2 separate regions of the Homo sapiens genome follow, and region 2 is linked to region 1. Evidence: read pairs that join two places in POLR2A ChIA-PET (ENCODE). Cell type or tissue: MCF 10A. All regions are shown on one strand. Each heading gives the region's core, and the rest is flanking DNA. Links, peaks and the distances in the headings are about the cores only.

Region 1 (2,920 bases), core at 110-2,609:
TTCATTACACTGCCTACCAATCAATAAAAAATCTGATAGACAATTTTAAATATTAAATCACCTGAATATTTTTTATTTGAAATATAAAATCACTGAAGATTTTTTTTCCTCAACGATTTAAAAATATTCTTTGCCTTTAGTTCAGCTTTCTCCTCTGGGCCTGGCTGTAGACTCTATGGAAGTAATTCTGCCTAATAAAAAGGTTTAGAGATGTTGTCTAAAACACTTTAGAAAAGAACCGTCTCTCTGGCAGTTAACTCTCATGGGGATAAAGTAGCTTTCAAACTCCAACAATAATGGTTAGTTTTGACGTATCTGACCTGTTTGTGTGCAAAGTGGGAGTTCGCCTCCCTGGAATGCCACTTAAGGCAGCAATGCAGCTCTTGAAAGAAGTTTTATAAAAGCAAAACACCAAGCTGTAAAGGACAAGGCATTTTAATGTGAACTGCTATTACTTTCGCAAGAGCCCAGTTGCTTTCCTAGAAAGCCATAATGTGATTCCCAACAATAACTGTGGACATGCTGTTCCTCCTGTGGTTAAATCACATCTTGATTTCAGCTGTGGAGCACTGATTAATCCTTCTAAAGTTTGGACAATGAATGAAGTGAATGAAGTTTGGACAGTGAATAAAGTATCTTCCTCTACCCTCCAAGGTATTGATGGTCACTATTTGCATTTGTGTGTGCTCTACAGTTTCTCAGTGACAGTCCAGTTCAGTTCTTAATTTACCCTGATGATGATCCTAAACTTGCGTTAGCCATTGTTTTCTGCGGTGCCATTCTGTCACTTTGGCATTTGAATATGTCTGACATAGCAATTACAACTTCGTGTTTTAATTACTTAATTACACAGTTGCTTACTCTGTTAGACTGGAAGCTTCTGAGGGGCCGTGGACATGTCTTTTTCATGCCCAATGTCAGTGTCTGTTCACTGTAACAGGCTCACAAATGTTTGTGGAATGAACAAATGTTGAATCCCCAGCCTGTTCTCCATCTGTGGCCTGTCTTAATGCCTCATCCTGGAGGACTCAGCTCAGAGTTCCCTTTCTCTAAAGAGCTGTCACTAGCACCCCACCTCCCTGAGCTAGCTTCAGTGCCACTTTTGTGTGTGCCCTCAGTGAATGTTGAACGAGGGAGGTGTTCACACCATTGCAACATCACTGTCTTCCTGCCACACCTGACTTAAGAATGGGGCTTGAGTTATTATACTCAACTTTGAATCAGTGGTGCTTACGACAGTGCCTGGGCAGTGATTACTCAATACATATACACAGTACATTTTAAAGTTTGCTGTTTCTTTTTAGAATAATTGTGTAAATGATAAAGAAGAAAAAATTAAAGAAAAAGTGTTTCTGCCAATGAGATACATAAAAGGATTTAAAATGCCTCTGTTGTTATTTTTTGTTCATAGTGCATTGTGGTAGTTAATTCAACTAATTGAGTGCCAGGCATATCTCAGATTATCCGTCATTGGTGATATAGATGTATCAAATTACTGTTTCTGCTTTTTTGTCAGATAAAATTCAGTTGTCAGCATAAACTGGAATCATGTAAGTGGTGTAAAAGAACCACCGTTCTTTCACATATTTTAGGCTAAGAATCATTTTGGACACCATCAGCTCCCCAGCCTCTCAGTATCCATTCAGACAAACAATCCTTTGATTGTAACTCAAGATATCCCATTTATCCTTCCCACTTCCTCATATCACTGCCTTAGATTACCATTGGTCTACTATTCCCACCTAATATTTTCTCTTCATGTTATTATAAAATTATATTATTGTGCAGTTATTATTCATATTATTTTGCTATTCTACCCAGTGTGTTTATGGGTACCTGGTTTGTTTTTTTTACCCGGATTGAAAACGATTACTTGAAAGAGTTATTTACAAAAATACTGGTTAAATGAAAGAAAAATTAGCCTTGAATAAAAATACCCAAGATAATCAGTGGTATTACTTCTTGTACATTTCTTCCCATTTCCTTGTCGGCAACAATAAAAGTGCCATTTATACAGGAGTGAATGTTGGAAGTGATTCACGTGGCATCTCTTGACAGACCTGTGGAGGGCACTCTGTGGAGGCAGAAGATGAAGAGCACTTAGTATCGAGTGCCTCTGTGAGTCATCACAGATATGCTTCTGACCTTCAGACCATTTTGGCACTTAATAGATAATGTTTGTCTTCTCTTGGGTTGTGTAAGCTCAGAGAATTGGTCATCTGTTTTGAATAATTTGATCTTAAATAACATTTTTAAGTAAAGCCACATGAGTGTTATTATATCATTTTATTGCATTAGGAAGCAACAAGAATAAAAATATCCTCTGGGCTTCTGAAGAGATCCAGGGGTTTATTTAATTGTTTATATTATATTAAATGTCTTACTTAAAATTCATGTTTTTCAATGAATGTTGGTAGTTTTTAAATGATAGATTTTATTTTCATCTCCTTATCTTGCATTCTGTCACTAATTCTTTTGTTTCCTTGAGAAGAAATAATAGAATTAGTTTTGGTTCCATACTGTCATCATAAGCATAGTGAGTTTTAACTTTTATTTTTAAATAAGAGAATAGCTCATGTAATTTGAGAATCGATTAATTTTACTTTTTAAGACTTATAATTCAAAGCTGAAGATGACCCTAATAGCTTCTAATGCACTTTTTTTTGTTCTCTTTTTAATTTTCTCCAGAGAGCATATGCCACCAATATTTGGTTATCTGACTCTGAGATGTGCTATGAAACCTTGATTATATGTTAGACTAAATCATCAGCTCCAGAATCTGACTGACTGGATTACAATCTGCTTTTCTGTGTGACCTTAGGGAAGTTTTTTTAAACCCTCCTGGTTATAAAATGACAATACTTCTCTCAATGGTTACCGAAGGGACCAAATGACATAAAGTGCTTAGCAGAGTGGCTGG
Region 2 (2,920 bases), core at 319-2,818, 60 kb before region 1:
CTATTGAAACATACAGATTTTACCAAAACCCCTTTTCATTACCTTTAATTCTTTCTGCTAGGTCATAGGCAGGATTTTGAATTATGCTATTAATTTAACTTCATTTTAAATGAATAAAATCAGCACATCCACAGTTTGGATATTTTTCTGAACGATTGAATACTTGTTTTATTTTATCCTTTGCCCAGTAATTTTTTTTCAACCAATATTGGGCCAGTGGCCACCAGTCATATTGCAGCATAGGCAAGCAGTGTGCCTCATGAAATAATCCTATAGGAAATAAAATATGCAAAAATCAATAAGGTTTCATGGAACAGTTTCTGCAAGGAGCAGAAAGGCAAGCGTGGCTCAATAAAGTGGCAACAGCCTGTGACAACAAGCCTGGAACTGGTTTCCATCAGAGACACCCTTTTACTGAGCACAGTGAATATTTCTGTGATATCCTGTCCCCATGTAGCAGGAGCATTTTGCCCTGGTTGCACAGTCCCAGCAAGGGGCTTTGCATAGGCTTTGCACAGGATGCTTGGGAGACTCAAACTCTCTCCCCACCCCGAGATGGAGTCTTCCTCTGCTGCTTAGCATGGAGCTCAGTGGTGCAATCATAGCTCACTGCAGCCTTGATCTCTGGGGCTCAAGTGGTCCTCCCATCTCAGCCTCTCAAGTATCTGGGAATACTGGCATGTACCACCAAGCCGAGTTCATTTTTTTATTTTTTTATTTTTAGTAGAGATAAAGTCTTGCTATGTTGCCTAAGCTGGTCCAAACTCCCAAGCTCAAGCATTTCTCCCATCTCAGCCTCCTAACATGTTGGGTTTACAGGCGTGAGCTACTGTGCCCAGCTGAAGACTTGAAGTCTTGATGCCAAAGGGAGGGAGGATTTGTTGTCTGCTCTTTGGTATTCCTGAGAGTGACACATGGGGCTGGGTTCTCTGTGGCACTGTTATATAAGTCAAGCAGATCCCTTGGAACTTTATGTGGGAAGTGTTGTTGGGCAATTATAATCTATATTCTGAACACTTGAAAGGGTTAATATAACCAGTGTTTGGGCATTTGGGTGGTGTTTGCACATATATGGCAGCCTCTTCCTGAGAGACTGGATAGATTAATACCCAGAATTACTTTATGTAAAGTTTTCCAGGATATGTTATTGGAGTGAATTTGAACTCTGGTTCTGAAACCTTTTATATAATAGTTATGTCCATCAAGGCTCTTGTGCACTGATTCTTAATCAAGAAAAAATGAATTAAATCCCCTTAAATGAATTAAACACATTTTCAATTTGATGCGTTATTACCAACTTTATCTCTGTGATAACAATATTGGATGAAGTAGGCATTACTGAGTGACTGACACTTCTCAAATTCCCAGTTTTTCTCTGCCCATCATTCACTTCCTTTAAGTATTACTTTTTTCCTTATTTCAGGTTTTCAAGTGACTTCTGACATTTTAAAAAACCGGTTTTGATGAGGCCATAGATTCTCTTAGGTGCATTGTGCACTGCTGTTGCTCTTCCTTTTATCTCTCTCCTTCCATAAGCAGGAGCATATTTTATAAGCTGCTTTTCTCTTTCTAGTCGAGGTACCTGGAGGCAGCCCCATTCACATTTGTGGGACTGATGGTGAATGGTATTTTGCAGTGGAAAGTGAGCCTCTTAGGTCTTAAGCTCCATGGGTTTAAGCACAGGAGGGGCATGAGCTGCTCCAGGAATCTCCTGCAGCTATTTATAAAAAGATGGACTCTTTCTCTTCCCTAGGGGACAGAGTATGATGGATTGTCATGGCAGTGTGTGAAAATAAAACTCTACAAAGCAGCACAGGAGAGCTGTGTAATCAGTCTGGAATTTAAAATATCTACTTGCCAACTTCACCAGTGAATGTTGAAAACTGAGACTTGGAAAGTTTTTTTTTTTTTTTCTTTGACAGCAATACTTGTTCAAAGTGCACTGGCTTATGATGGAGAAATTGGGTCTGGATGGTCTAGCTCTTTGAAGAGTGAACATTAAGTGCCACTGCACAGTGTATGAATGAGGCATGAAATGATGCCATCAGAGCAGCAGTGGCGCAGAGGTGCTGGGTGGATCTTGTCAGTTTGAGGTTGAACCGAAGCACAGAAGCACAGAACAGGGTATGTCTAAAACCTGACATGGCTTCTTTGTGCTATTCATGTGCACCTAGCAGTGCCTTAGCCACCTAGCTCTATGAGACATCATGCTGACGAATTACCCCTGTGACTTACCTGTGTGCAGGTTATGCCCACTTTGGTGATGTTTCCTTTCTAGAGGGTCTCTTTCTCTTGTTCTGTAAGAGACAAACATATGCCAGTGCCATGTTCTTCCATAGAAATGAAAGTACGAGGGATAAATGAGTGAGGGGAATGGCAGAGGGAAAGAAAATGTGAATGTAAGGGTACAGTAGATGTACATTAGTGTGTTGTGATCTCAGTGCAGTAGATTAACGTTAGTGTGTTAGGACCTCAAGGAGAAATTTAATAGCTGAATCATTGCTGAGATTGACAAAGATCAAGTGCTTGGAACCGGTAGCCAGTAAGACTATTTCTCAAAGACAGAGTGCATCATTTATTTCTGGGCTCTCCGTCCATGCTGCAGTTCAGTTATTGAATATCCTTTAATGCAACATTCTTGGTAACCACGTAAGAAATACTCAAATATTGAAGACAGAGGACCTGGCTCCAGGGCACTTATCATCCAGATGTGGACCCCCTTCCTATTCATCCTGCTTGGAACTTCGTGGGCCTTCTGGACCGAGAGGATATGTGCCTTCAACTCTGGGTACTTTTCTTCTCTTATCTCTTTAGTTTTGTCTGTTAATTTCTCTATATTCTTTTAAGTATTTCTTCTTAATTTTTTTTTCATATTAGGCATATGTTAAAACTTCTAAGTTCTTGCTTGTCTTAACTTTTT

What was found. Peaks named below come from ENCODE experiments on the same cell type or tissue, not always from the same donor. Only the 100,000 strongest peaks of a DNase experiment are listed, where the experiment ranks them.
Region 2: POLR2A ChIA-PET joins it to region 1 with 5 read pairs; 4 of 35 experiments call an interaction of 5 or more read pairs at or near these places.

Annotation. Positions count from the first base shown.
Region 1 is chr18:7,870,626-7,873,545 of GRCh38, forward strand. All of the region lies in intron 2 of PTPRM (protein tyrosine phosphatase receptor type M), which reads left to right. Among named protein-coding and RNA genes, the nearest start is that of PTPRM, 300 kb to the left of the region's middle. In MCF 10A, for the core only: a CTCF peak has its summit at 2,039 (motif pointing right); DNase peaks (open chromatin) are centred at 486, 1,166 and 2,086.
Region 2 is chr18:7,810,824-7,813,743 of GRCh38, forward strand. The region is part of intron 2 of PTPRM (protein tyrosine phosphatase receptor type M); the gene reads left to right. Among named protein-coding and RNA genes, the nearest start is that of PTPRM, 240 kb to the left of the region's middle. In MCF 10A, for the core only: no CTCF peak of the experiment used is centred there; a DNase peak (open chromatin) is centred at 1,788.